Linked DNA regions of Homo sapiens: region 2 is linked to region 1. Evidence: chromatin loops called from intact Hi-C (ENCODE). Cell type or tissue: PC-3. All regions are shown on one strand. Links, peaks and the distances in the headings refer to the core of each region. The heading gives the core; the rest is flanking DNA. Region 1 has its middle 61 kb from the start of LIG4. Region 2 overlaps NALF1 (NALCN channel auxiliary factor 1).

Region 1 (16,213 bases), core at 5,100-13,099:
TTTATTATATTTTACTTTTTTAAAAAGGAAGATGGGAAAGCAGCTTAGATGGGAAATAAATTAATTTTATCCTGTATTAGAGACTTCACGTGGACATTAACTATGACCTTTTGAATACACATGAGCTATGTCTATTTTGGAATGAGAAGTAGCTAAGAAGTTAAAAGCCAAAAGTAGTAGTGGGAAAAGATAAGCTGAACCACATCCAAGCACTTAAAATGTTGGCTTGAGGCATGTACCAGTAAGTCTAAGATCACATAACCAACCTCTGTCTATGACCTGTAATTACTCTTTCTGCACAGACAGAAGTCTGCTGACTTTCCAGTAAAGTATCCACTAGATAATACACTTCTGGATAAATATATTGAACTTCTATGACGAGGTGTTAAAAATGTTTTACAATGTTGTTAACATTGGCAAGAAACTTGTGTATTCCAATTTATTGTTCTATGCACTTGCTAAATTAATTGCTTAAGGTTTTGTCTTTATATTAGCTGGCTTTTCTCTGGAATTTGACACTATCTAATGCTCTCCTTAAAATCCCTGCCTTCCACGTTCAAATATATGTATATTCAAATCCCTATGCAACAAATCGGAATGAATGTTCCTCATTCCTGTGTGGCAGAATTTTCTTCTCTTGCTCTTATTTTTCTTTCCAAGTTGAGTTGACAGTTCACCATCCATTCAGAAATCCAAGGCTGGAGTCATTGTCCACCCCTCAGCTCCATGTATTCAGCATCCATGATTGGAGTCACTGTCCACCCTCCATCCTCCATCTATTCAGCCATCCAGGATTGGAATCACTGTCCGTCCTCCAGCCCCCATCTATTCAGTCATCCATGATTGGAGTCACTGTCCACCCTCCATCTTCCATCTATTCAGCCACCCAAAATTGGAATCACTGTTCATCCTCCATCCTCCATCTATTCAGTCATCCAGGATTGGAATCACTGTTCATCTTCAAGCTCCCATCTATTCAACCACCCAGGATTGGAATCACTGTCCATTCTCCAGCCCCCATCTATTCAGTCATCCAGGATTGGAGTCACTCTTCATCTTCAAGCTCCCATCTATTCAACCATCCAGGATTGAGGTCACTGTCCGTTCTCCATCCTCCATCTATTCAGTCATCCAGGATTGGGGTCATTATCCATCCCCCATCTTCCACCTATTCAGCCATCCAGTATTGGAGTCACTGTACACCCTCCATCCTCCATCTATTCAGCCATCCAGGATGGGGTCATTGTCCACTCTCCATCCTCCATCTATTCAATCATCCACGATTGGGGTCATTATCCATCCCCCATCTTCCATCTATTCAGCCATCCAGTATTGGAGTCACTGTCCACCCTCCATCCTCCATCTATTCAGCCATCAAGGATGGGGTCATTGTGCATCCCCCAACCTCCATCTATTCAGCCAACCAGTATTGGGGTCATTGTCCACCCTCCATCCTCCATCTATTCAGTCATCCAGGACTGGGGTCATTGTGCATCCCCCATCCTCCATCTATTCAGTCATCAAGAGCTTCTCACTTGGCACTGGGGCTACTGAACCAGTGACTGAGAAGCTCTTAAGTGTAATTAGATCCTATTTGTCAAAGACGTGAAAAGCAACCACAACAAGAGCAAAAAATGACATCTTTACCTATTTACTAATGTCTTTAATCATTTATTTATATCAGCCTAACTCATGGATATTTATTTTCTATCTTGTTTTATAATGCAATACTACTTTATAGATTTTGTTGCTCAAATTGTACCAGCTTTGATTATTGGGAGCTTTTTGGGGTGCCTCTTGTGTGCTTTGGCTAGCTCACCACTGTGGGGTTTCAATGGTTGTTTACTGTTTGTTTGTTTCAAGCACTTCCATACTTTCTGGCACTACAAGATGCCCAGGCTCATCTTATGTAGTCCCTGCCCCAGTCCTAGAATCAGTCATTTCTCCAAGGGGCCCTGCTTTATTTGATTAAAGAAATTTTTTAGAAACCAACGTCTGAGACTAGCTAGGTTCATCGCTATGGGGGGTGTCATTTCTTTTAGGCTCTCTCAGCTGACAGAGCAAAGAAATATATGTGTATATACTAGTTATGCATACACATATATCTATAAATACTTCTAAATGTAAACACCTGTATTTATATTAAACCAAACTGAGTTTTTTCTGATAACTCTAACTCTTGCAACATGGATCATTGTAGCCTCCTCTCCCTGCTTCTCTGCAAATTCCCACTCTATTCATGAAAGATTCCCACCACCCACTATCCATATACTTAACTGTTCGTGTACACATGTACAGCAGTATCTGAATTGTTAACCTGTACCTCCATCGGAAACAATTTTATCAACTAGAATACTAAACTTACGTGCAGTTTCTTATGCGTTTAGAATTACAGTTTCTACTCACATCCATCTTTCTTCTACCTTACGCCTTTAATGAGGCTGGCTATATATTCATTTATTTGTAATACACCTAGATTTTCTTGTTGCAATCTATAGTCTTTCCTAGGATCCCCTTACTTCCTAAATGACTTTCTAAATTTATATACAGTAAAGTTTACTTTTTATACCATAAATTTCTATGGGTTCTGACAATACATAATGTTATGTATCTTCCATTATAGTATCATTATCCAGAATCATTTCATCACCCTAAAAGTGCCTTGGGTTCCACCTATTCAATCCCCTTGCCTCCTGCTGAAGCCATGGAAACCACTGATCTTTCTACTATCTCTACAGTTTTCCCTTTTAGAATGTCATATAATTGAAATTATGCAGTATGTAGCTTTTCCTGACTTTTTTTTTCACTTAGCAATAGGCACTTAAGTTTCCTCTATGTCTTTCTGTGGACTGATAGCCCATTTCCTTTTATCAAGGGATAATATTCCATTGTATGGATGTAGCACAGTTTGTTTATCCATTCCTATATTGAATAAGAACATCTTGATTGCTTTCAGTTCTGGCAACTATGAACAAAGCTATTATAAATTCTGTACAATGTTTTAGGTGGACATAAGTTTTCAACTCAGGTAAATACCTATGAGTGTAATTGCTAGATTGTATAGTAAGACTATGTTTAGGTGTAAGAAACTGTCAGTCTTCCAAAGTGGCTGTACAATTTTGCATTCCTACCAGCAATGAATGAGAGTTTCTCTTGTTCCACATTCTTTCCAGCATTTGGTATTAAATATAATCTGCAATAAAATAATTTATTCCAGTTACCATATTTTTTCAGTAGAAGATTTTCTTTGAATTTGTTTTAATACATTCTAATTCTTCAGTGAAATTCTCTTTGCTGTCACCAATTTTCTTGAAGCTAATAGTCACAGTTATTTTAAAGACTGAGCCTAACAAGTCTAATATCCGGATCACCTGTAGTTTGACTTCTATGGTTTGTTTGCTTCTCTGGGTCTTGATATATCTGGAAATTAATGATTAAATATTGGATTGTGAGTATAAATAATTGTAAAATATCTGGGTGAGCACTTTGTTTTCGACAAGCAGTTAGAATAGAGAACTGAGTTCTGAAACATGGATCCACTTCTCCATCTGGGCATGATTTTCTTTTCTCTCTAGTCTATGGGTACAAGAGTATAACTCCAGATCTGAAACTGATTTTGAACTTGAAAAGTCATAGTCGATTTCTGGTTTCCACATTTCTGACGATGTAGTCCTTCGGGCATACAGGCATCTCAAATGAGTGTCTAGGATGTTGAGTAGGGCATCCAAGTTTATTTCCCTAGCCTTGTGAAGCTTACAAAAGCCCTGCTTCCCCTCAACCTCTAAGCTGAATTTTCTTTCTCTCACTGTCTAGACAGTGAAGAAACCCTCAAGTGGAAAAGTGACTCTGATTTTCAAATTCGACTTTTCTAAAACTTCTTTCTCTTTTGGAATTGGCCTCTCAAATCCTCACTGCTTTAATAGCCTGAATTTCAATTTTAGTCTCCCGGTGCTGTGAGATAGCCAAAATCTCTGCTTAGTCACTGGCTTCCTGCTTAGATTTTGCCTTGGTTTCTCAGCCTCTTGTCCAGCTTCATTTAAAAATCACTAAAGTGTTTCAAGGGATTTTGAAGGAGTATGAGACGCCAGACTCAGCTCAATAATTTTACTTTCAGCAATCTTTGCCCTCCAAGATTTGGCTACCATGGGTGCTTTCCATGGATAGGGTGGTAGCTTAGAGAATGTTGTTTTACATGTAGCTTAGAGAATGTCATAATAAAGGATGGTTTGTTTTCCATATAGAATTTCCTATGTCCTCAATTTGCTGATTGCGTCCTTTGGTTGCCATTTAACTTGCTCCTCTACTCCCCACGTAACCAGGAAATTGGAAGTTAGATATAGAAGTTTGATTATATTCAAGCTTTCGACAAGAATAATTCAGAGTATTCAGGTGATTTTTGATTATTCTTCTCTTTAAGATGTTTTATATTGATCAGCAGGCCCAGGTGTGGTCATTGCAACATATTTTTTAGTGAAAAAAGACATTGTCAAAGACATATCCTAGATGATCCATACTGTGATTTGCATATAATAACTGACTGTCCTCAGGTGATATCACTGAATGCTTCTGATGCCTTTTTGTTCTTATTATATTTTACTTTTAGTTATAGTTGCGTTTTTATTCAGAGAGTTTTAAAGGAAATATAAATTTATCTGATAATATTCAATTACTGTTAGAGAAACGGTGCTTGCTGTCAAAGAACTATCATAAAGAGAAAGAAAAGAATGGCACCATTTAACAAGATGACATAGAAGTCACCACAAGAACTCTAACCCTGACATTAAATTTAAACAGTGGCTCTTGAAGGGGTGGTACTACCCTTGGTGCCATCAACTGAAGAATGACAAGGTTCATAGATTTGGAAAGGAGAGCTTTATTTCCCATAAGAGGTTGCAGCCTGGGCCAGGTGTGGTGGCTCATATCTGTAATCTCCATGCTTTGGGAGGCTGAGGTAGTACGATCCCTTTAGCTCAACAGTTCAATGTTACAATGTGCTTTTATTGTGCAGCTGCACGCCAGCCTGGGCAGCAGAGTGAGACCCTGTCTGGATATGAAAAACAAAGGTTGCAGCCTGCAGGGTGGCCATTTTCACAGGCTGGGAAGCATAGCCTCTGGTCAGAAGCCAAAAACAGGTATTCTGAGGGAGGGGAAAAAGAAACAGGAGTTTATGCTGAGCAGGGTGTCTCAGTATACATATTTAATAAGCTATAGGAGGAGGCATGAATGTTTATGAGAGGAGAAACGTACATAGGCACAACTGAGCTTCATGCCCCATGAGCTGCATGTACAAAAAATGGCAATCTTAACATGATCTGAGCATGAAGTTTTCGATCCTCTGACATCAAAAGGTGAAGCAGAGGACACAAAAACCCTCACCATGCATCCTCCATAGATTGGCCAGAGCCACTTTGTGGTCTGTGATCTCTTATCAGAAAGGACTGCTGGTCAGTTGCTGTGAAAAACTGAAAAAAAGAGGAGTGCCATCAGGTGGTTGGTTTAAATCAGCGGTGGAATCTTTTGAAAGGGCTGTTTGCTGTTTAGACCTTAGGGAAGAAAGCCTAATGGCAATTAACAGGGGATTGGACGTTAATGCAGTGTGGATTTGTGTCTCTACTCAAATCTCATGTTGAATTGGAAGAGGGAACTGGTGGGAGACAATTGGATCATGGGGGTGAATTTTCCCCTTGCTGTTCTCATGACAGCGAGTTCTCACAAGATCTGATGGTTTAAAAGCATGTGGCACTTCCCACTTCACTCTCTCTCTCCCCTGACACCATGTGAACAAGGTGCTTGCTTCCCCTTCACCTTCCACCATGATTGTAAGTTTCCTGAGGGCTCCTATTCATGCTTCCTGTTAAGCCTGCAGAACTGTGCATCCATTAAACCTCTTTTCTTTATAAATTACCCAGTCTCAGGTAGTTCTTTATGGCAGTGCAAGAACGGACTAATACAGGCATAATGTATGTTCAACGTTCCATCAAGTCATGGCAGAAAAGTCAGTTTTTAACTTTCTCTGGGGTACCCTTGGACAAAAAGAGACACATTCAGTCAGTTGGGGGGCTTACAATTTCATTTTCATTTCTCAGTGGGTATTTTGCAAATTTGTGGAATTGTTTTGTCAAAATAAATGGAGGTGCTACTGACATTTTGTGGACAGGCATTAAGACTTCTAGAAGTCCTGCAACACACAGCAAAGGCTGCCAATGAACCTGCCTTTGCAAAATTATGATGGTAACATAAATCTGAGGTAGTTGACTCCATCTTGCTTCTAACCTCCAAAGCTGTTCTTGGTCATTCTTAGGGGTAGGCCAAGCTAACTTTGGGAGAAATTTAGTTGATAGTTTAACCTTAAAGCGAGGATAATAATTAAAAGTCCAAAAAGTTAGGGTTATCAGAGGGGCCTGAATTCTGCCACTATGTAGCAGAATGTATGTAGGCATAGTTAAATGATAACCAGCCATTGTTCCAGAGGTTGCAAGATTTGTAACACCCCCACTTACGTCTGCAGATAACACCACTGACGTAAGACCTAAGATTAGCTTTTTGAGGTGTCTTTTCAGATGCTGGTATTCCTGACAACTAGCTAACCCCACCTGGACTCATGGCTCATGACTCAACTGGTCCTGGGACTCTACCCAGAGGTGGACTCAGGGCACAAGGACCATTTTCCACACCCTCATGATTGCATCCTCAACCAATCAGCAGCACTCATTCCCTAGTCCCCTGCCCACCAAACTATCCTTGGAAAACCTTAACCTCTGAGCCTTCAGGGAGAGTAATATGAGTAATAACTCTGTCTCCTGCAAGTCCTAGCTGGACTTGCACAAATTAAACTTTTTCTTTACTGCAATGCCATGGCCTCAGTGAATTGGCTTTGCCTTGCAGTGTGCAGGAAGAACCTGCAGACAATTACAACAACAAGAAGACATTTTAGTATCTCTTCAAGTGTAGCTGCTCTGAGGACTAGCATGTCAAAATGGATGGTACCTTATTATATATCACTTTCCAACTTTTCCTTCAATATACAGTTAAGGCACTCATACTGATTTTTAAAAGTTATATATGTAGGCAGTTCATATTATCTTTAAATTTCATTCCACAGATGACAGAAAGCACGTTTTATTATTGGCTGGGTGTGGTGGCTCACGCCTGTAATCTCAACACTTTGGGAGGCCAAAGTGGGTGGATCACCAGGTCAAGAGATCGAGACCATCCAGGCCAACATAGTGAAGCCCTGTCTTTACTAAAAATACAAAAATTAGCCAGGCGTGGTGGCAGGCCCCTGTAATCCCAGCTACTTGGGAGGCTGAGGCAGGAGAATCGCATGAACCCAGGAGGCAGAAGTTGCAGTGAGCCGAGATCGCGCCACTGCACTCCAGCCTGGCGACAGAGTGAGACTTTATCTCAAAAAATAAAATAAAATAAAATATTTATTATTAACAGGGAGCATTGAGTCTGCCAAGATTAAGAGCCAACTGTTCTGGGTGAGAGGATTTGGGCCTTACTCTCTATTATTTACTGTTCCTACCTTCCTCCTGAAGCTCATTTAATAGATAGTTTCTCCTGAGCTCACTGATCTTCCTACCTGTGCTACATATGGACAGATCTCCTATGCTTGAGTGTGCTTTAATTTTTCTTCTAGTCTATAGGTAAGAAAGGGGACTACCTCTTGGTCTTGAGAGTGGCCTGCAGAGCATATCTGAGCTTATTCTTTATTTTGTAAACTGTGAATTTTATCACCTTGCTATTCTTTTCATATATCGTGCAGCTGTTTACTCTCTCTCCAAAGTTAGGAAAAGAATCTCTGCTTGATTTTCACTTATCCAGCCTCCCTGTTGGCCCACAGCTGCTAAAAAACAAGGTGAGTGGTGCTTAAGTTCAGGCTTGATAAACCACAACTGAGCTGGACTTTGCACCACTTCACCCTCTACAGCAGTCACTGAATTCCTGCTGGGAGGAAAGTACTATGTGAAGTATTAGTAGATAAGGCTGGGAGGTGCAGAAAGTTAACTCATATGTGGCCTCACCTCTCAAAGGAATTTATAATCTAGCTGGGAAAAAAATGTTACGCCACAGAGTTAACAATGCAAGAGAAGGCTTTGTTGCACTGGTTTTAAAACCTATGCTGTTATTTATACAAGACCCTCAGACACTCTCCTGCCCCTATGTCCCTGCCCTCACATGCTGCTTTTCCTTTGGTCAATATTGACATTAGTCCAGTGACCAATATTGAAAGGGGACAGGGAGAGATGAGCTGCCTCCAGGTTTAGAAAACAAGATAAACAAATACGAAGAAGGAACTGAAGTAAGAACTGTATTCAGAGAATAGCAAGTACTTCAGGGTGAGAATAAAGTTGCAGGGAGAGAGGACACTGGGAGATTTGTCAGTAAATACATTTTAAAAATGGAAGAAAAGGCAATCTTTAAATGTCTTTACTCCTCCTAATGTTCACACAAAGAAAAAAGTATGAGTATGAATATTCCGTAAACTCTAACATCTTCCCCAGTAGTGGGGTTCTGTTATTTAGTCACAGTGCAGATCCAGCTAAGAGGAGGCAATCAGCTTGAAGTTAGATAGAGCCCGTGGAACTCAGGGACACAATAAAGATAGTTTTGAATTAAGTTTAACATTCAGGTCTCTTTTCTAAAAACTAGTATTTTTCCTAATACTTTTAATTTTAATCCCTTACATTTCCAACAGTTAAGCAACACTAGAACCAGACTGTCTGGTTTCAACTCCCACCTACTTCACCTAGTAGCTGTGAAAACCCGGGCAAAGTCCCTGCCTCAATTTTCTTGTCTGTAAAATGGGCACAGTCATAATATCAACACAAAGCGTGCTGTGCGCAATGATATGTATTAGGTACTTAGAATGGAAGTATGGAATTAGTCCTCAGTAAAAGTCCTATCGTTATGACTTAGTGCCCTATATTATCCCCATTCTGAAAAGTTATTTTATCTTTAACATAGATATACATTTCCTTTTACATTAAAGAGTGGAAAAACTCAGTCACATGAAAAAAGAGAGCGCAGCCTTGGCACAGATTTTTTTTTTAAGTGGCAATTCTGTGCTTTCGTGATACATGCTGCCACCTGCTGGACCCATCAGGAATTGTTCCCATCGCGGGATGTGATTAACATTGCTGTGTTGTTTGACATAATTTTATATTTACGCAAAATAAAGAAAGCTAAATATATTATTCAAATCGTTCAAAGAATAGCCATCTGAGCAATTTCTGTCACTAGGTGGCACTATTAATAACTGCATGTGATCTTAAGACCCTTGGAAAAGCTACATAGTCGGCTGCAAGACCCCAGTGTGATGAGGAGCTTCACGGCTTTTAGGATAATGACCATAGACACTCGCTTAGTTACAAATCCACACTTCAGGGGGCATCATAATGAAACTAGAATGTGAAATAAACGCAGCATTTAAAAGATCGGTTTTCTTTTAAATTAAAAGGAATTTAAATTATTGATATCGTAAACCATTTCTTATTTAGAAAGGCTTTAGTATAAAATTTTTAAAAATGAATAAAAGAGTAGCTGACACTGAGATTTTAAAAATTAATAATCTCAGAATACTAAGGAAAAATATAAAATGTATTTTAAAAATCTTTCATTAGTTCGCCTTAGTTATCAGACTTATGTTTCAGAGTGTGGGATTCTATAGTGGGAGACATGTTTTTGTTAGATAATATTTCTAAGCTTGGATCCAAAGTCAGAGATAAAAATGCATATGACAGCTCAGAAGATAATGTGGTCGAATTTTATAAAAGATGCATAGAAGACGTAACTCTGCGTGATTTAAGAGTACTTAACTCCAAATAGGATCTTAGGACATACGAGATCTCTCATAAGATGAGTACTTAAAGACGTTGAAGTGCCCGTCCCCTGAAGGGGGAAAATCACGAGTGGTGGGGGTTAGGACACATTTATAAGTGTCATTTATGACAGTGATTAGCTCAAATCTCTTAATAACCACTAGATTACTAAATGCTGGACTCTGTCTGGAAGGAACACTAGGCCAAGAACACCAGATGGGAAAATATGGAGTTCCCTCTAGTTGTAGTGTTAAAGCGTTGTGTGTCTGAGCACACTTCAGCCCCACTGAGGGACTGCGCTGCATCAGGCTCATGTACTGAGTGTCAAGGACCCCACTGAGAGTGATATGAAAGCTACAAAGCTCTTTCCGGAAGAATCCTGATATCCATCACACACACGCACACACACACATGCACTCACACTCACACACACAGTCACATACACACACAGACCCACTCACACACACACTGAAACACACTGTCTCAGACACAGACACACACACATACACACACAGACCCCCCCCACACACACACACATACACACTGACACGGTCACATACACACACAGACCCACTCACACTTACAGACTCATACACATACACATACACGCACACATTTACGTACACAGGCACACTCACACAAACACACTAACACTCACACACAGAGACCTACTCACACATACTCACACACACATTCTCACACACTCACACACATGCACACACACACCCACCATTACCAGAGCCCTGAATCTCTTTCTTGGGCCCCTTTAAGGTAAACAATCCATGAACCATATCACATCTACAGAACTTTCAAATGCTGAAGTTCAAGTGGTAAATTCAGTCTTAAGAAAAAAAATCATGAAGGAATTTGGGAATCAATTAATTATACATTATTTCAAAAATGTTAAGAAAATGAACCCAGGTCATAGTTAATACATGCTTATTAATGCACTTAAGAGTCTCAAGATATGACTTCCGGTTAACTATCTGAATTTATTCTTCTTTGAGCTAGGGAATGAATTCTTCAAAAACAGTTTTAAAATTTCTGTCTTATATATTACAGAATATTCTAACCTAAGACTAGTCTAAAGTGCCATTACTCATAAAAAAGAGAATTTATTTGTATTTTCTACATGCAATATAATCACTATAGAATATTATTTTAACATTTGCTTTTTAAACTATTGTCAAATTTATGTATATGATATAATATTCATTTTTGGATATAAGTAGAAATCTAAATCAATCCAATAATCAATCATTTTGGCTATTTATCAAGTCTTGAAATCTAAGCAGAGAAGTATAGAATTTATTTTATAAGTGTTAGGAAAATGCAGAGAAATATCATGAAAAATAAATATTTAGGGTGATTTATCTGGTAGTGATATGCAAACTGCCAACTGCCCGTGAGGCACTTTTAAAACCCTGGCTTTACTAACGCAGGAACGGAAAACCGAATACCACATGTTCTTACTTATAAGTGGGAGTTAAATAATGCAAACTCATGGACACATAGAGGGAAACAACACACAGTGGGGTCTAATGGAGGGTGGAGGGTGAGAAGAGGGAGAGGATCAAGACAACTAATGGATACTAGGTTTAATACCCGGGTGATGAAATAGTCTGTACAACAAAACCCCATGACACACGTTTATGTATGTAACAAACCTGCACATGTACCCGTGAACTTAAAATAAAAGTTTTAAATAAATAAATAAATACCTGGTGTATTAGTTCTCACGCTGCTATGAAGAAATGCCCAGACTGTGTAATTTATAAAGGAAAGAGGTTTAATTGACTCACAGTTCCACGTGGCTCGGGAGGCCTCAGGAAACTTACAGTCATGGCAGGAGGGGAAGCAAACACGTCCCTCTTCACATGATGGCAGGAAGAAGTGCAGAGTGAAGGCTGGGGAAAGCCCCTTATAAAACCATCAGCTCTTGTGAGAACTCACTCATTATCATGAGAACAGCAGCATGGGGGTAACGGCCTTCATGATTAAATTACCTCCCACCAAATCCCTCCCATGACCTGTGGGGATTATGGGAACTACAATTCAAGATGAGATTTGGGTGGAGACACACCCAAGCCGTATCACCTGGCTTTGAGGTGACTCCACAGCAGGGAAGGAGGTTTCTGGGGCAGCGGGAAGGAAAGAAGCAAGGAGGAGGAAACAGAAGGGGAGAATACACACGGTCTTGGCAATTGAGAAGCTGGATGACAATTTAAAATAGCTGCATGTATTCCCCACAACAAGGGATGGGGGTCCCACTGGAATACAGGACACTTTCAAAAGATCAAGTTGATCAAGTTTTCCCACAATCTGCCTTTAAAAACAGGCAGGCTTGAATGCCCAGAACATGGAAAATCACAATAAAATGCATGTGAAAAGTAAATAAAGGCGATTGTGGGTGTCCCACCTTTTACAGAGTAACGGCGCTTCCTTTAGTTTCTATGCCCCTTGTCCCGCTTCCTCGGAGCACAGCACACTGCCTTACAGCGTGCGTCTCTGTGGGAGGCTTATCACGTGCTCCCTCGTCATCTCCCTAAGGAAGGACTGGTTAAATAGCATGCGACCCAGAGCTGGGCCACCCAGAAGCTTGCCTTCTCCTTCACAGCCATTCTCATATAATGGTCCAGATTTGGTGTTTGACTCTTGTCCCCACGTTTGTCTGAACTCTTTACAATACCTGAAAGCTTCAACCTCCTTGTGTCCATGAAAACGGGCATAGAAGACTCGGATGGCTGTCGGAAGAATCAGGCGTCACAGTAATAGAAAGCACTTAGCCCTTAGCTGCTGGAGAAACCGGGCTCAGGCACATGACCTTACCTATAGCCACACCTGCACATTCAGGTTTCCAGCTGAGAAAAGAGGAGGAAGGAAAGATGGAAACCGAGCAAGAGCACAGTGACAGAACCTTAGAGCTAGCGGGAGAGTCCAGAAAGTAAACAGTACACAAAGAAGCGCACTGCTTAGCTTTCGAGGCGAAGGAATCTGCCTTAGGAAGCGAGTAATGTTCCCAGAATTACAACACACATCTGAATTCTTCCAACCCAAGGCTCTTGCCACTGAAAAGGGAAGAAGAAAGTGAGATGAGGGAAACTTAAAAAAGAGGAGATGAGGCCGGGCGCGGTGGCCCACGCCTGTATTCCCAGCACTCTGGGAGGCCGAGGCGGGTGGATCACAAGGTCAGGAGATCGAGACCATCCTGGCGAACACGATGAAACCCCGTCTCTACTAAAAATACAAAAAATTAGCCGGGCGCGGTGGCGGGCGCCTGTAGTCCCAGCTACTCGGGAGGCTGAGTAGTTCCAAGGCTTCTCAGCAGTATAAGGAAAGGTCTTTCTATACACATTAATTTTAACTCTGACAACAGCTCTGCAAGGGAGGGATTACAGTTGAGCAAACTCAAGCTCAGATACTTTAATACCCTATTGGAAGTCAGATAATTTGCAAACTGCTGAGTCAGGCCAGTAATCTAGGTATGCCTGGTACCAATAGATCCTATATGATATCTATCCCCATAGACAATAGCTGAAACTCTGCAGGATAGGGTCGAGCATCTCCTTTTTTAATTCACTAATATTTTAACTTCACTGAAGAAGAGAACCTAATATTATTATAGTAGCCAACTAATTTGAATTTGTCAGAAAGAAGATGTTACGTAAATATCAAACAGGGTGATTTCTTACAATAAATCTAGTTGATTTGTTCTTCTGTTTGACACTGTGTCCTTGTACTTAGTTTCCATTTTTTAGTATCTATATGGGGAGAACAACTGATAAAATACCAAGTGACTTTTTTCCTGACTTGTTAATGCAAATAATCAATGTTCTTAGCAACAACAACATGATAACTGATTTCCAGGTATAAAACTTCTGAATAGCTTATGCTTTCCATGACTTCACTGGAATAGGTTTCTGATGATAAAGATTGCCATTTCTTTGTGATCTTTCTCTCAATATCCCTTAGCCCCCCATCCCCAAGAAGTAAAGGCCCATATAGGGTCCTACCGGCCAGCCTTCTGTCTTTTGCCATCGTGAATACAAATCCAAATGGAACCATATGTTCATACATCCATCTTTCCTGCCTCAAAAGATAAAATCCATGCAATGACACAATGTTAAAATTCAAATTAAAAAGTGCACTGTGAGATCCAAGATTTCTCCACGCTAGCAGAGTTGACGTTTTGTTTTGAGGCCCTCTTGCCCTTAACATTTTTATGACAAATAATCATTTTCTACTTGTTACCAAAACCTTGCTTTGAATCTTTATGTAACCATGAACAGCATCACTTCTCCAAGACAGAAGAAGACAAGAAGCAGAACAACTGATAATGTTCTAGATTGGCCCTACCTTATGGGGCATTGCAGAGAGATTACTATTATCAGTCATTAGGTTCAGCCAGCTTTGTGCTCTTCCTTTACTGAGTCATTCTCTAACATCACTGGGGAATCACTCCCTCTCTGGAGAACACACTCCTTGACAATGATGGCATCGCAATTTCTTCTCACTTCCAAACTGAAAAAGAAACGAGTCCCTTTACAAGCAAAGACTCTTGACACATTTTTTTGTTGTTGTTGCTTCTGTAACTCAAGAAGTTTTCTTGTCCATGACAAAGTATGAAATAAGGACTGGGCGCAGTGGCTCATGCCTGTAATCCTAGCACTTCGGGAGGCTGAGGCAGGCGGATCACTTGAGGTCAGGAGTTTGAGACCAGCCTGGCCAACATGGTGAAATCCCGTCTCTACTAAAAGTACAGGAAAAAAATAATAACCGGACATAGTGTCACGTGCCTGTAGTCCCAGCTACTTGGGAGGCTGAGGCAGGAGAATCGCTTGAACCCGGGAGGCAGAGGTTGCAGTGGGCAGTGATCGTACCACTGCACTCCAGTATGGGTGACAGAGCAAGACTCCGTCTCAAATAAACAAAAAAAAAGTATGAAATAATACAATTAATAACAATATGGGAGTAGACGAACATATGGAAACAACTTCTCTTTACAGTAAAGCAGCTATTTGAAAGTGAAATGCATTGTTCTCTTAACTTGCACTGCAAAACTGGAGGCATGAATAGGATGTCCTGAGTTCAAGTTCTAGTTTTTAATGCAAGTTATCCAAACGTTTAATTTTTCTTTTTTGCATCTCCCTCCTGTCAAAATGCATCCAGGCTCAATCCCCGAACACTGACTTCTTACAGGATCTTATCCAAAATCCTAGTGTTGAATACTATCTATGTCTATGTGTTGCTGACTTCAAAATTCACATTTCTGTCTAAACTCCAAATTCTATGATCACCTTCTTAGTCGACATCTCCCTTTAGGTTTCCGATAAACATCTACAACTTAATATATCAAAACAAGTTTTCTGAATCTGAACATTCAATGAATATTCGATAATATTAGGAAATAATAGTTCATTTCTTGGAGATGACAGTATTGTGCTTGTTTTAAAAATATTTCCTATAATATAAAATAAATGATAAAAGTAAATCATTCAAAGTCTGAGATTTGCTTAAATAGCCCCATGGTGGTGGTGCTGGTGTGGAAGGGAGAGGAAGGAGAATCAAATTAAAGTACAGACGAAACAAGAATCTCAGGGACTTGATGCTTACTATTTCTGGGTGATGATTTTGTGGAAAGTTTTTGTACTGTTCTTTCTAATTTTGCTTATGTTTACATTTTTCCCTAATTAAAAAAAAACAGCCCCCTCCCCTTCTGAATAAAGGCATCATCATTAACTCAGCTGCTGTGAATCAAAATCTTGGAATCATTGTTGCCCGATCTTTTCTCTCACAGGTGCACAGACTCTGAGTTAAGAGTGTGTCAGGCATGTCTGGGGAACAGCAAAAAGGCTGAAGTGCTGTAGCCATTGGAAGTGGGGTCAGAGAGATGTCCAAATGATTTCTACACAGGGCCTAAGAGGCCACAGTAAGCATTTGTGTTTTATTTTGCATTTTACTCTGTGTATGCTACAAAAATTACTGGACAATTTTGATGAGAAATGCAAAACACTGAGATTTACATTTGACTAACATCGCCACGAGTGGTGTTTGAATAATAGATGATAAGGGGCCAAGAATGGGAGAGGAAAGGCAACCAGAAGCAATTTCACTAGTACAGGTGGGTGGTGGTCATTCAAAACAGTGCTTCAGTGGAAGTAAGGGGGACTTGATTTCAAAGGTATGGCTGACATGATTTTCTTTATATATATATATATTTTTATTATACTTGAAGTTCTAGGGTACACGTGCACAACGTGCAGGTTTGTTACATATGTATACATGTGCCATGTTGGTGTGCTGCACCCATTAGCTCGTCATTTACATGATTTTCTAATGTATGACTAAGTGTAAATTGACAGTACTGGATTAAAAATTGTCCTGTAGCC
Region 2 (16,213 bases), core at 5,146-13,145, 510 kb before region 1:
AAAATATGAAATCAACCTATGTCCATCAATGGATAAATGGATAACTAAAATATGGTATTGACACACAATGAAATATCTACTTGGTTATAAATAAATGAAATCATCTTATTTACAGCAACATGGATGCAACTGGAGGTGATTATGTTAAGTGAACTATTTTAAGAACACAAAGATAAAAATCTCATGTTCCCACTCATATGTGGAAGCTAAAAAAGTAGATCTCATGGAGGAAGAGGATAGAGTGGTGGCTCCCAGAGGCTAGGAAGGGTCAGATGGAGGAGGATGAAGACAAATCGTTAATGGGTATGAAAATACCATTCGATACAAGGAGTAAGTTCTAGTATTCAACAGCACAGTAGAGAGACAACAGTTTGCAATAATTTGTTGCTTATTTCAAAATAGCTAAAGGTTAAGAATTTGAATGTTCCCAACCCAAAAAAAGATAATTGAGGTGATGGATAAGTCCACTATCATTATTTAATAATTACACATTGTATGCATTTATCAAAATATCACTTGTGCCACTATTATACATTCATTTAAAAAAATAAACATGAGTCATAATTTTAGTTGGAAAAAACAAATAGAGATTTGGAGATAAAAATAATAGTAACATCAATAATAGCAACAATGGGCAAAAATGATGGCTTAGTTACCACCATAGGCAAGATATTACTATTGTAAGGCCTTGAATTGAATAGTCGGAGTCTCTAAGTCTCAATTTGACAGGTTCCTGGATGGCAGATCTTGTATCAGGCCTCACAACCTGAACCGTGGCTGGGGGCCAACTCAGCAGGAGCAAGCGAGATCAAGAATCTAGGGGGATTTATGAACCAGGTTTCAACACCACATGGTACTTCTCAAGCGTTTCTGTATATTACAACCCCCTGGAAAACTTCAGCAAACCCCAAACCCAAATCTCATACCACACCCATTAAATCCAGATATCTCAGGGATGAGATTTGGCATCGGTAGCTTCTATATATAGCTTTCCAGGTGACTGCAATGTGCAGTGAAGAATGACAAACCCAGTGCTGAGACCAGGTAAGGTCCTCAGACCAGCAGCATCAACTGGCCTGGGAGCACGTTGGAAAGGCAGCATCTCCCCGACCCACTGGATTAGAATCTGTATCTTAATACAATCCCCAGGCAATTTTTATGCACAGTAAAAGCTGAGACGCTCTGCTTCCAACAACTATGAAAGGTAGGAGGAAGTAGTTGCCATAATTCATGGAATTACATTTTCACTAAAAGTGAAGGCAGAGTTTCACTTATTTATTTCTCTATTATTCAGTTAACTGAGCTAAAATATTGGCTATGCCCACACAATAAGAATATATCTGAATTGAAGTCAGCATTTATCCATGCATCCAACAAACGTTTAAGTCAATGCCATGCATCTGGCACTATATAAGGCATTATAGAATTTTGGTTTCCAATGAATAAAAAAATAGACATCATATGCCCAGCATATAAGATGTTAATCATTGCATACATTGCATGTTGCTGAGCTGAAATGGTCTATTTTGTTTATTCACAACAATCAATTCTTGATATTTAGCTATGTCAACATATAGCTCCTGAAAATATCACTAGGATTCATCTTAGTCAAATTTCTATTTATCTATTTCAGAAATGTGTAGTTTTTGTGGAAGGACAGACACCAGCACATCACAGAGGGATACATACATAGGTAAAAAGATCACAAAGACCCACGTTAGATGATAATGGGGAAAGGAAAGAGAGTTGAGCATACAGTCAGTGCCTAACACTTAACATAGCTATAGCACATTGTTTATCGTGAACAAATGCCTTAATCATTCTCCTTATGTTGTATGTGCTCATGCCAGAACCCCTTTTAACTTCACTTAAAGAGCTGGCTATTGTGTTCTGCTCTTAAATTGGCTGTTTCAGGAAAAGGAGCTGATGCAGAAGCATCGCATTGGAGTTTCTGCCTTGCCCTAATTTCCACATGGATGAGGGTCACAGCACATGCAGGCAGATGGCACATATCATGGAATAAGACAGCATCCCACACAGCTGACTGTTGGCTGAAGAGCAGGCGTATGTCATCAGGTTTCGCAGTTCATTCTCCGTTAGGGGCACCCAGCCAAAGCACACTGGGAAATGCATTCACCCATCCAGACAGAGTCCGCCATGGGTTATGGTCTTCACTTAATTCCCAAGAAGATGTTTATGGCCTGGTGATGATTGTACTCAAGAACACAGTGATGTTATACTTAAGTTACAAACACAAATGCTTTTGCTAAAATGATTATTTCCATTGATGAGGTGGCTAACTGAATGAAATTAGAGATAAGAAATAATAGACTTAAGGTATTAGTATAACCAAAGAAGAATGTGTCAGCGAGGAGGGCTAGCAACCATAGTTTAATAAACTCTTCCCATTCAAAACTGGAATATGACACAGTTATTTATAATTATGGTTTCAAAGATGTGTAAGTTACAGGAAGGGCTTCCAAATAGAGATAAGAAAAACTCAGGACATAGAAATGTAAATACAGTATAATTTCCATATACAGTGTATTTGGTGGGGGGGGGGTGAAACGAAATGACAATTTAAAATATGAAATCGTTTTATTTGGATCAAAGGGAACAAATAAAGGGGGAGGATTATTAGAAAAATAAGCAATTTTATTTTCTTAATGGTTTTTTAGTTTTCGAGTCTTTACATGTTACTTTTTATGATGAGAAAAAATACATTTTCAATTTTGAAAGTGGAGAAGGTTTGCTGAACCACAGAGGAAGTAGTACCATGCCTAATGCCAAAAATCATTTGACTCAAACTAAATCCCTTTGTGCATCCCCTTCTGATAATTCACTTCCTGTGCAGCCTCAAGGGAGATCCAGGTGGGTCAGAGCTTGGTCTGCCCATCAGCTAGATTTTCCATTGAGAGAGAGAAGTTGAGAGTCAGGAGACTGAAACTCCTCCTGCCACTGAGTTTCAGATGATTTTTTTTTTTTTTTTTGCCAAAATTTTTTATTTGAGCACATGCAAATTTCTGAAGAATTACAAATGTGTAATTTATTTACATGACTTATTTTTGACAGATATTTATTTTTAAGTAGAAAAATCACAAGTCTATATATGGATGAGGATAATTTATAAACCTAATACCATAAAATTTACGTCTTCAGAAATACTCATCTCAAGAATATCTCTTTAAAAATACATGTAACATTTTAATACAGAATAAAATACAGAACGCCAAGGTGAATTTTTAATGATAGGTTTACACAGTTGTGTGATAGCTTCTGTTGACATAAGGTTTACACAGTTGTGTGATAGCTTCTGTTGACACAGGAAACACTACTACATACTCAGAAACATACGTCTATTACTTCCCATTTTCACAATAGCAACCAGGTTTAATATTATTTCCCCTGTTTACAGACACGGAAACTCAGGTTAAAAAAAAAAAAAATCTATCCAGTGCTAAGTAGCCAATAAATGGCAAAGACTGAACTTGAACCCATATCTAATTAACTTTAAATCATGTGCATTTTCTACTCAACCACTCTCCACTTGGCTACTTAATGCATTCTTCTAGTTAATTTTAGCATCACAGGACAGAAAAAAATACCTTTAAAAAAGACATTTAGAGTGTGTGTGTGTATACATACATACATACATACATATATATATATATATATATGCTTTCACTTAAGTTGCAAATCATAGCATGCTCCAGTAGTATAAGGAAACTGTTCATAGGTCTAAAACATGGTCTTAAACATATTTTTAAGTGTTAATGTTTAAAGTAACTCTTTAACCGTACAGAAAGAAAAGTGAACACACCTCTGGAACCACCACCCAGATCAGTGATGATCCTTGCCTCATACTGCTGTACAGCAAAAATAATCACTGCCGTAGATGTGTTTTGGCTGTCTTTTGATCTTTATACACACAGAATCATATATTTTATTTTCTACTGTGTCTATCTTCTTGCTATTTTGTGTATTAAGAGGTCATCCAATTGCTTTGCTTTATCTTATTGTATAAATGTACTACAATTTATTTGGTATTGCCACCACTGATGAGCATTTAGAGTTTCCAGTTTTAGACTATTATAAATAATGCTGCTATAAATACATGTGAGCATTTTCATTAATGTACCTAGGAGTCAAGTTGCTGAGTCTTAAGGATGTATATATTTGGCTTTAATAGGCACTGCCAAACTGTTCTTCAAAGTGATTGCTGACAACACCACAAGCAGTTACAGTTGCTCCACATCCTCACCAACACTTAGTATTGTCCTTTTCATTTTAACCAATCTGAAGGATATAGAAGTATCAAAGTGTTTTTCAGTGTGCATGTTTTTGATGACCCTGGTAGCCAGAATAATGTCCCCACCTTCAAAGATGTTCACCTTTTCATCCCCAGAATCTGTGAAGATTTTATCCAATTTGGTACTAATTGCCAAATGGAATGCTGTTACTATTTATATGTTTTACTGATTTTAATCAGTTTAACTCACCCAATTGTTTTGGGTTTAGGTATGCTATATTAGTATTTACAACCTGTTTATCCTATCCACTTAATACAATTTTTATCTCTTTTCTTGTCCTGTTTTGACAACAGAGAGCCTGGGTAGTTTTCTACAAATTCTCCTCTGCAAGTTATGAACTCAAATTTCTCTGTCTCTACCACCATGCAAATACTGGGAGACAAAAAAAAAAAAAAAAAAAAAAAAATCCCTGTTTTACTCTCCAGCTGTTCTGTGCCTGGTTTCTTAGACTTCTGCCCTGAGCAGCTTAATCAGCAAATAACTGAAGGCAAAACCGGCACCATGTATTGACTTTATTTCCTTGTGCTTTTCTCCTCTCTGGGATTTTAATTTCTCATTCCCGAGTATCATAGCAAAATTCAATTCCAGGTTTTTGCTCCCAAACTCCAAGAGGTTGCAGTAAGTTCAGATGCTCGTTCTGACTCTTGGTAGCCACTCTCAACCTGAGTTCTGGGAGTTCTTGGTTTCTTACCCTGCATCAGCAATCAGCAAATCACACTATGGGGAAAACAGGATGCAGCAAACTTGCCTCACAAAAACGGGCTTCCCTGCTCTTGGTAACAGCCCTTCTAGCACTGACCAGTCAGCACTGAGAGTTTTACACATCTTTTAAAATTGCATCTAACGTTTCTAGATGTTCTCAGTGGGAACGCTGGTCAACAAGCTATTCCTTTATAACTAAAATAGTAATTTTACCTTTCAGATGAAGAACATTAACACTTCCTATCCTGTACTCTTTCACATACACTCCCTGGAAAACTGCCAACTTCTTAAAAAAAAAAAAAAGCAACAAAATGGTGTAGACAGGTAAAAACCTTTCACATTCACATCCTAACATAATAACAGTAGTATCTTCCAAATGATGCAGTGAAATAAAATGTCATCTGATGGGATTTTCGTCTTTTCTAAAATTGAGAAGCCACTGCCTTAAAATAAACTGCCTGAAGAGATGCTGATCCCTTCTTTTCTATTGTTTTTCCTTCTTATCCTATATTCTCACAGGTAAAACGACCAGTGACTCAACGCATTGTTGATTAGAGGACCTAGATTATTTCCTTATTCTTAATTACTGAGTAAAATATTTTCACATGAATTTTTTCTCTATTAATGTAATCTGTATAATAATGTGTTTGATTTCTAATATAAAATAAGTAACACTCTACATCAATCAATTTGATGAGACTCCTGAATTTAGCTGTATTTAATCATGGCATAGGTATAATATAAATCTTTTTACATTGACAGCTATCTTTAAGAGCTTGTCAGTAAAATTTATGAGGTTAATTTATGAATATATGAATTCATTAGTTTAAATCAGAGTGTTCTCATTAGGAAAGAAATTCATATGGTGATTCTTTTTTATTTTCTAAAGGACAATGATTTGTATTTACATAATATTTTAGTAAAGATTTGACATCACATCAAAAATTAAAATGCACTCACCTGTTGACCAAGCAAGTCTACTAATATGAATTTACAGATATTACCACTCATTGGGTAAAGACTTACATACTAGAATGCTTATTGTAGCTTTATTTATAAATCAAAAGTTTGGAAATATCCTAAAGAGACTGGTTAAATACATGATATTATATGTAATCAGTGAATCACTGTGCAGATTGAGGTAATTTATATATAATAATATGAGCAATCACCAAAATGTTGGTAAAGAAAACAAAACGAAAATGGAATTAAATGCAAAGGAAGCATAAGATGAGGATGTTCCCTGGAAAAATACAAGAACATGAATAAATCCTGTCTCTTCCCTCACTCTATGCCCTCAGTAAAGAGTTAGTTTTCAAAATTTTGTCCTTTTTTACCATACAGACAAGATGCATTTTCACTAAAAATATTCTACTAAATCAAAAAAGAACCTCATCATGTTGACACTTGCAGCTCCAGTTCATTCCTTTTAAATTCTTGCATGGTGTACTATGTTTTATCGAAAAAAAAAAAAAACTTAAACCTTCCCCTACTGATGGACATATAGATTGTTTCTACAAAGGCAGAATTGCAAACATAACAATCCCATGAAACCTTAATAACATAAGATGCTGCTTAAAATTAATAAACTTTTGTATTAAAAAAGGTATGTACTTTAGAATTAGTAATGTCCTCCGGTGACAACTTGTATGGCCTGAACAAGTTACTAATATCTGAGTTCAATTTGTCATAAATAAATAGAGGAGAAAAATGTAAAAAGGAATTACTTTAAATATAATTAAGGAATATTTATATTATGGGTGTATAGTAAACATTACATAATGCAAACAACTGAGTTAAATATTACATTTTCCAAATTTTAAGCCATTGAGCTTCTTCACATATTTGAAATGGGGGAATATATGTTATTTCAAAACTGATCTACCTAGGCATTTATTTTTTAAAACTGAGCTTAACAAATTTTAAAAAGCTACCCTAATTTTTACCTGAAGATTATAGAAAAGAGTAATTTGTTTCAAAATTATGTGTATTACAAAAAGCTACAAATGATAAAAACAAGTAGTATTGTTTTTTAATCAATGAGTTACATTTTACAGATTTCAGTATACAGAAAAATTGGGCAGAGTATACAGACAGTCCCATATGTCACCCCCCATACACATCTCCCTTGTTGTCATCTCACTACATTTGTTACAACCGATGAATCAATATTGACAGATTATGATTAACTGAATTCCCTCATTCACATTAGGGTTCACTCTTTGCATTGTGCAGTTCTATGGGTTTTGACAAATGCCCATCGTCATGGGTCCACCATTACAGTATCATACAGAATAATTTCACTGTCATAAACATCCTTTGTGCTCCACCTGTCAATCCCTCTTCTCCCTCCAAATCCACGATAACCACTGATTTGTTTACTCTCTATACTGCTGCCTTTTCCAGAAAGTCAGGTAGTTGTAATCATGCAGTACATAGCCATTTCAGATTGGCTTCTTTCACTTAGCCATATGCATTTAATGTTTATCTGTGTCTTTTCGCAGCTTGATAACTCATTTCTTTTGAGCCCTAAATAATATTCCATTGTATAGATATACAAAAGTTTGTTTATTCATTCACCTATTGTAGGACATCTTGGTTGCTTCCAAGTTTTAGCAAATATAAATAAGCCTGCTATAACACCCACATGCAGGTTTTTGTGTGAGTATAAATTTTTAATTTATTTGAGAACATACCAAGAAGACTGATTGCTAGTTAATATGGTAAAAATGTTTAGTTGTGTATGAAACTCTCAAATCATATTTCAAAATAGCTGAACCATTTTGCATTCTCCCTAGCAGTGAATAAGAGTCCCTGTTTATTCACATCCTTGCCAGCATTTGCTGTTGTCATTGTTTCCAATCTTAGGCATACTAATAGGTGTGTGGTGGTATCTCATTATCGTTTTAATTTATGTTTCCCTACAACATGCAATGTTGAGTATCTTTTCATCTGCTTATTTGTCATCTTAATATTTTCTTTGGTGAGGAGTCTTTTCAGACCTTTTGCCCATTTTTAAATTTGTACTGTTTGTCTTTGTTGTTGAGTTTTAAGAGCTCTTTTTACATTTTGGATAAAAGTCCCTTATCAGACATATGTTTTGTAAATATTTCCCCCAACCTATGTTTTATTTCTTCATTCTCTTAACAGCACAGTTTTTAAATGTTAAATAAATAGTATACCACCAGTTATACTATTAACTAACTTTGTTACTTTCCTTTTCATCCCACCATGTGGGAACTGTCAATCTTCACTGTTTATGCAGATATGCAGATTCTCATACACAGATTTTTACATCTTGAGTCATACCTCTGTAGATTAAAACATCAAGAAGCATATGAATATGGAATTCAGCAAGAGCTGTATTCTGTTTGGTTTTCAATGCTATGTGATAAAATTTATATAATCTTTTTTTAAGATGTACTGGCTATGCAGTTGTGTTTTCTCCAGTTATATTTTATTTTGTTTAAAATGATTGAATCAGATATTTTCTTTGCCACACATGTACAATTAAGTCCTGGGTTGTAGAGTTAATTATTTCATATAAATTACCTTTCATGAGAGGCATATTTAGTGAATGCTACATATACTTACCTTTATTCAATCCTCTTTATGTGCAAATAAAGGTTTTCAAGTAAGTGGTAAGTTGAACAGTCACAGAAAATAAAAACAGTGTATCCTGGAAAATTATTTTTTAAATGTCATGGCCACCTTGAATGATAATTAAAAGGAAAGCTACAATATAACTGAGATAGTACAGGGTATTCAACTTTGTATATAAGAGACTTTCTGTCTTTTAGGAAACTATATTTTGTGGTGTGCTGTGTCCTGCAGTCTATACCAAAAAAGGTGACCCTAACTAAGCATCGTGATTCAAATACAGGTTAGGCCCTGGCCCCTACCCGTCAGCTTGCCATCCAAAATGATAATGCTACATGGACTGTTATCAATACTTGTAAGTTACTTTGGCCAATAAATTATAGAACTTAAAGAACTACAGATTTTAAAAAATACTTGAAAAGGCACTCTGGATTTTAAGCAGATTAAATTTGCCCTGCTGATTCTCCCATTTTCAAAATGAGTATTTTAAAAGTTGCCTGTTAAGTCAAAGATCGGAGTTTTTGTCCCTGGTGGCATATCCTACACTGTCATTAATGATATAGTTTCGATTTATCTGATAAGGTAAAGTCATTACAGATGCCCCCCAAGTCGATAGTGCCTGTCTAGGAAGGTCACCTGACAGAACCAGGGTACCCCTGGCCACCCGGACCTGGCCTGAAGGGGGCGAGCGATGAGGCTGCGCCACCTAGTGGCTGCGACTTCGAGTCTCCTCTAGCAAAATCAGATGTTCTTGGCCAACGTTGCCATTTGAACGGTAATCTCTGCAACCATTAAAAAAAAAAAAAAGGAACAAATTAACAGCATTTGCAGTGACCTGGATGAGACTGGAGACTATTATTCTAAGTGAAGTAACTCGGGAAGGGAAAACCAAACATCGTATGTTCTCACTGATAGGTGGGAGCTAAGTTAGGAGGACACAAAGGCATAAGAATGATACAATGGGCTTTGGTGACTTGGGGAGAAGAAGAGAGGGGAAAGGGAAAAAAACTGCAAATATGGTGTGGTGTATACTGCCCGGGTGATGGGTACACCAAAATCTCACAAATTACTACTAAAGAACTTACTCGTGTAACCAAATGCTACCTGTACCCCAATAACTTATGAAAAAATAAAAATAAAAAATAAAGAAAGAGATCATGTCTTTTGCCAGAATATGAATGGAGCTGGAGACTATTTCATCCTTAGCAAACTAACACAGGAACAGAAAACCAAATATATCATGCCTCACTTGTAAGTGGGGGCTAAATGATAACAGCTTATGAACACAGAGAAGGAAATAAGAGACACTGGCGTCTACTTGACGGGGGAGGGTGGGAGGAGGGAGAGGAGCAGAAAAGATAACTACTAGATACTGGGCTTAGTACCTGGGTGATAAAATAATCTGTACAACAAACCCCTGTGACATGTGTTTACCTATGTAACAAACCTGCACATGCACCCTCAAACCTTAAACAAAGGTTAAAAAAATAAAGAATTATAAATTCATTGCTTTATTTGATTTGTTTAATGATGAGATAAAAGGAAAATGAGTTACTGTGCCTGCTTCATATGTGGAGAGAGAGTAAGACCTTGCTGAGAGCCACATGGTACATAACCTCTGGCCTTTGACATTTAGTCCCGGGCTGTTTCTGTTCTGTATTCTTTACTTGCACGGAGCAATAGTCAGGAAGCAATGACCATAGGTCATGCCAGGGATGCTTTAAAACTCTGTGCTTTTCTAATTACACAACGTCGAAATGTCAGGCCACAAAACTCAATTTTTTGTTACCTTATTTGAATAAATATCTGAGATTTTCATCAGTATTTTGATGTCCTAGAGACTTGAGTTGCCTCTTTTTGTGAGGGTTGGGAGTTCTCTGAAATAAGCAAAACTATGTTTGAAAGTATTAAGATCATAATGCTGTTGCAATAATGAAAACCTCTACTGATACATGTATTAAATGAATATTTTAAAACTAGCCTGTTCCACAGGATGGAGTATTAATTAGTTTTGAAATGGAGCAGACATTTCAGCTTACTTAACTCTTCTCAGCAAATAAAACTGATGTCCCACCCACACCTTCACCTTCCAGGACTTCCCGCTGTCTCTGAACTCAGCTTGTTATGTGAGGTTCCTAAGGAACCATTCCACAAAACTGTTTGCAATATACACTTGAGGATTACTACAGTTCAAGTATTGAGATCTAGTCTAATTAAAATAAGACATCAGAATAGAGGGAAGGATGGAAAGAAGTAAGGAGGCATCTTACTCTCTGATGTTCAGTTCTTCAACCAGGACTCTAGAGACTGCTCTTTGCGAATATATCAAAGCTAATTTTAAACTTGAAAGTTTTCCATTTTAATGAATGTGAGATCATAAACTAGAAGACTTAAAAAATCTTTATAGATATAAACATGTTTAACTCTATAAATAACTTTATTATGCTTTGCTGAAGAAAATACTTATGATGCAGAACTGACTTCAATTTCTAGCTTTAGCACTAAAAAAAGACGGAGTACTCTTCTGTTACTTGGACTGGGACTTTGGACAATTCACTTAAGCTTTTGGTCCACAGTTTAATCAATGCAATGGGGAGATTGGATTACCTAAGGATTTAACTCTGTCCCATTTAAATTTCTGTGATTCTGAGTTGTGTGCAATTACACTGCTCTATTTGTCATTCTGGCCTTTGTTATTAAGATTGTTTAAAAGGTCATTATGTGCTTAATGACTTTTAACATATTTAAATGTTATTATTAGAGAAATAGTTATGGTTCTTCAAAGTTGAAGATAACTAAATATAATATTGTTTTAAATTTTAAGCTTTCTTTAACATATACACAATACATAGCCAAAGTCCCTTCTCCTATGAAATTCAACATATTTACAACTTTTGGAAATTCATGATTGGACATCTTTGAGTGGCATTATTTTGCACACAGAAGTCAGCCTCCCTAGCCCCAAAGGATGGTGCCCATCCCACATGTAAAATGAATCCAATCCCATCCTAATATCCCCCAAATCTCAAACCATTACAGCATGAACTCAAAATCCTAAGACTCGTCAGCTCAGAACTCCCAAATTTCATCATCTAACTCATTAGGCATTGTTCGGATATAGGCATGGGCTGTTTCAACTGCAACATTCCAGGAGTGAGATTTTACTTCCATTTTATTCTGCCTGCCCCTGTGCCAACAAACTAATCATCCTTATGTTATCAGTAAAGGCCTTTCTCCTTGGAATTACTTTTAGATTATCTCTTTTCACAATATGGAAACATCAATGATTAGAAGCATTGTGCCATTTGGTGCCTCAAATTGCTGGAATCTGAATTTATCCACAGTCTCTTCTATGTTCTAAGTTGCTATTATTTATTTTTCATAACTTCTGCCAAAAATGTTTCAACAAAGATACACGGGGGTTGAAGGACACTTCATTCATAAACAATGGCAGAAAAGATGGTAAAACACTCCTGGTATCTTTATGTGTTGCTTTTAGTTTTAGACTACCATGAACAAAAATGAACATTTTTAAGTATTTGTAAGAACATGACATTCGAAGGAAAAACAATCTATGCTTTATTTTACCACATTAAATTAGATTAAACACATTAAATTTGTATATTAAGTTGTGTATTTTCATGTTAGTCCAATAACAAACGAATTCTCTCATATTCTGTTTGTTTTATCGTAGGGGGAGAAGGAAATTGGGAGTTACCCTACAGGGACCAAATTCACTGAAAGTTTCCTGACTGTTGAAAGAGAAAATTAGGTAATAGAATTATCTGCCTACTTTTACACTGAGGAATCATTTATTTTAGTCCCTAGTCATCTAACACCAATAAATATAATCAAGCCTCTGCTGTTCTTAGCAGAGAGGTATTTTTTTTTTTATTATAAAATAGTGTGGAGAAATGTTGGCATCTGTCAGCAATGTCACTAGCTCTAGTTTTTTGTTTTTCATTTCAATGCATTTGACCTCTTCATATAGATAGGCCATCCCTGAATAGAATATATTCTCTCTACTTCTACCACGGTGCACAAAAAGAACAGGAATCTATGAGAGATGACCTTCATGACTCTAGATCCCAAAAGACCACCTCAGCTGCCCAATTAGAAACAACTCCAGAGCTATTTTTGAGGTCAAAATTACTTGACTCTCATAGGGCTCCCCATCTCACACCACACACACAATAACAGAAAGAAATGGTAAATAAAAATAAAAAGTTTAAGCAAGTAAACTCCTATCTAACAAAGGTAAGGAAAAATACAACAACAAAGTCCTCAAAAATATCTTCTTTCATTTGCAACTCAGAAAACAGCATTAAAGAAAAAACTCAAGCAATTATTTGATTTTCCAAGTTATTTTGTTTCAAAAAATTAGTGACTAATAAATCAAAACCCAAATCCATCAGAAGGAAGGAAATAATGAAGATCAGAGCAGAACTAAATGGAATTGAAACAAAAATATATAAAAGATAAATGACACAAAAAGCTGGTTCTTTAGAAAGATAAATAAAATTGACAGACCATTAGTGAGATTATCCAAGAAAAAAAGAGAGAAGATCCAAATAAGCTAAATTAGAAATGAAATGGAAGATATTATAACTGACACCACAGAAATACAAGATTATTCAAGGCTACTGTAAACACCTTTATGTGCATAAGCTATTAGATTAGTGAAAAAGTAACTGTAGTTTTTGCATTACTTTTAATGGCAAAAGTAGGCGCTTAGCAATGCCATTACTTTTAATGGCGAAAACTGCGATAACTTTTGCACAGTAGAAAACCTAGAGGAGACGGATAAATTCCCAGAAATGTACAACCCTCCTAGATTAAGCCAGGAATATATAGAATCTCTGAACAGATCAATAACAAGCAGTGAAATCGAAATGGTAATAAAAAAAATTGGTCAACAAAACAAAGCCCAGGGCCAGGTGGATTCACAGCTGAGTTCTATCAGACATTCAAAGAGTTTGTACTAATCCTATTGACACTATTCCCAAAGGCAGAGAAACAGGGAATCCTCCCTAAATCATTCTATGAAGCCAGTATCACCCTAATACCAAAACCAGGGAAGGACATAACAAAAAAAAAAGAAAACTACAGACTAATATCCCTGAAAAACATAGATGTAAAAATCCTCAATAAAATACTAGCAAAATGAGTTCAACTGCATATCAAAAAGGTAATCTACCAAGATCAAGTAGGTTTCATACCAGGGCTGCAGGAATGGTTTAACACACCTAAGTCAATAAATGTGATACACCACCTAAATGGAATTAAAAACAAAAATCACATGATCATCTCAACAGACGTAGAAAAAGCATTTGACAAAATCCAGCATCCCTTAATGATTAAAACCCTCAGCCAAATCGGTATAGAAGGGACATACCTTAAGGTAATAAGAGTCATCTACGACAAACCCACAGCCAACATTATACTGAATGGGGAAAAGTTGAAATCACTCCCCCTAAGAACTGGAACAAGACAAGGATGCCTACTTTCACCACTTCTACTCAGCATAGTACTGGAAGTCCTAGCCAGAGCAATCAGACAAGAGATAAAAATAAAGGGGATGCAAATCGGTAAAGAGGAAGTCAAACTGTCGCTCTTTGCTGATAATATCATTGTGTACCTAGAAAACCCTAAAGACTCATCCAAAAAGCTCCTAGAACTGGTAAATGAATTCAGATTCAGCAAAGTTTCAGGATACAAAATTAATGTACACAAATCAGTAACACTGTTAATCACCAACAGTGACCAAATTGAGAACCAAAATCAAGAATTCAACCCCTTTCCAAATAGCTGCAAAAAATAAAATAAAGTACTTAGGAATATACCTAACCAAGGACGTAAAAGACCTCTACAAGGAAAACTACAAAACACTGCTGAAAGAAATCATAGACAACACAAACAAATGGAAACACATCCCATGCTCATGGATGGCTAGAAATTAATATTGTGAAAATGACCATACTGCCAAAAGAAATCTACAAATTCAAAGCAATTCCCATCAAAATACCATGATGATTCTTCACAGAACTAGAAAAAATAATCCTAAAATTCACATGGAACCAGAAAAACAGCCTACATAACCAAAGCAAGACTAAGAAAAAAAAAATTGTGGAGGCATCACATTACCTGATTTCAAACTATACTATAAGGCCATAGTCACCAAAACAGCATGGTACTGTTATAAAAATAGTCACATATACTAATGGAACAGAATAGAGAACCCAGAAATAAAGCCAAATACTTATAGCCAACCAATCTTCCACAAAGCAAACAAAAACATAAAGTGGGGAAAGGACACCCTATTCAACAAATGGTCCTCGGATAATTGGCTAGCCACATGTAAAATAATAAAACTGGATCCTCATCTCTCACCTTATACAAAGATCAACTCAAGACGGATCAAAGACTTAAATCTAAGACCTGAAATCATAAAGATTCTAGAAGGTAACTTTGGAAAATCCCTTCTAGACATTGACTTAGGCAAAGGCTTCATGACCAACAATCTAAAGGCAAATGCAAAAAAAAAAAAGATAAATAGATGGGACTTAACAAAACTAAAAAGCTTCTACACAGAAAAAGAAATAATCAGCAGAGTTAACAGGACCACAGAGTGGGAAAAAATCTTCACAATCTATACATCTGACAAAGAACTAATATCCAGAATCTACAAAGAACTCAAAATAATCAGCAAGAAAACCACAAACAATCCCATCAAAAAGTGAGCTAAGAACATGAATAGACAATTCCCCAAAAAACATATACAAATCATCAACAAACATATGGAAAAATGCTCAACATCACTAAAGATCAGGGAAATGCAAATCGAAACCACAATGCGATACCACCTCACTTCTGCAAGAATGGCCATAATCAAAAAAATCAAAAAATAATAGATGTTGGCATGGATGCAGTAAAAAGGAACATTTTTACAATGCTGGTGGGAATGTAAACTGGTACAGCCACTATGGAAAACAATAGGGGGATTCCTTAAAGAACTAAAAGTAGATCTACCTTTTGATCCAGCAATCCCACTACTGGGTATCTACCTAGAGGAAAAGAAGTCATTATATGAAAAAGATACTTGCACAAGCATGTTTATAGCAGCACAATTTGCAATTGCAAAAATATAGGACCAGCCCAAATGTCTATCAATCAATGAGTGGATAAAGAAAATGTTATACACACCATGGAATACTACTCAGCCATAAAAAGGAACAAAATAATGGCATTCGTAGCAACCTAGATGGAATCGGAGACTACTATTCTAAGTGAAGTAACTCAGGAATGGAAAACCAAACATTGTATTTTCTCACTCATATGTGGGAGCTAAGCTATGAGAACACAAAGGCATAAGAATGATACATTGGACTTTGAGGACTGTGTGGGGGTGTGGGGTTGGGGGAAGGGTTGAGGGTGGTGAGGGCTAAAAGACTACACATTGGGTACAATGTACACTGCTCAGGTGATGGGTGCACCAAAATCTCAGAAATCACAGCTAAAGAACTTATTCATGCAACCAAACAATACCTGTTCGCCAAAAACCTATTGAAATAAAAAAAAAATTAAACAAAAATTTAAGTTAC

What was found. A loop is a pair of places that touch in the nucleus more often than their neighbours do. Peaks named below come from ENCODE experiments on the same cell type or tissue, not always from the same donor. Only the 100,000 strongest peaks of a DNase experiment are listed, where the experiment ranks them.
Region 2: it touches region 1 in a loop (2.9-fold over the local background); 6 of 110 quality-filtered maps call a loop at or near these places.

What each region holds. Positions count from the first base shown.
Region 1 is chr13:108,146,591-108,162,803 of GRCh38, forward strand. No RefSeq gene overlaps it. Among named protein-coding and RNA genes, the nearest start is that of LIG4, 61 kb to the right of the region's middle. In PC-3, for the core only: CTCF peaks have their summits at 9,111 (motif pointing left) and 9,312; a DNase peak (open chromatin) is centred at 9,111.
Region 2 is chr13:107,640,990-107,657,202 of GRCh38, forward strand. The region is part of intron 1 of NALF1 (NALCN channel auxiliary factor 1); the gene reads right to left. Among named protein-coding and RNA genes, the nearest start is that of MIR1267, 120 kb to the left of the region's middle. RefSeq lists an enhancer at 15,521-15,690. In PC-3, for the core only: CTCF peaks have their summits at 9,301 (motif pointing left) and 9,502; no DNase peak of the experiment used is centred there.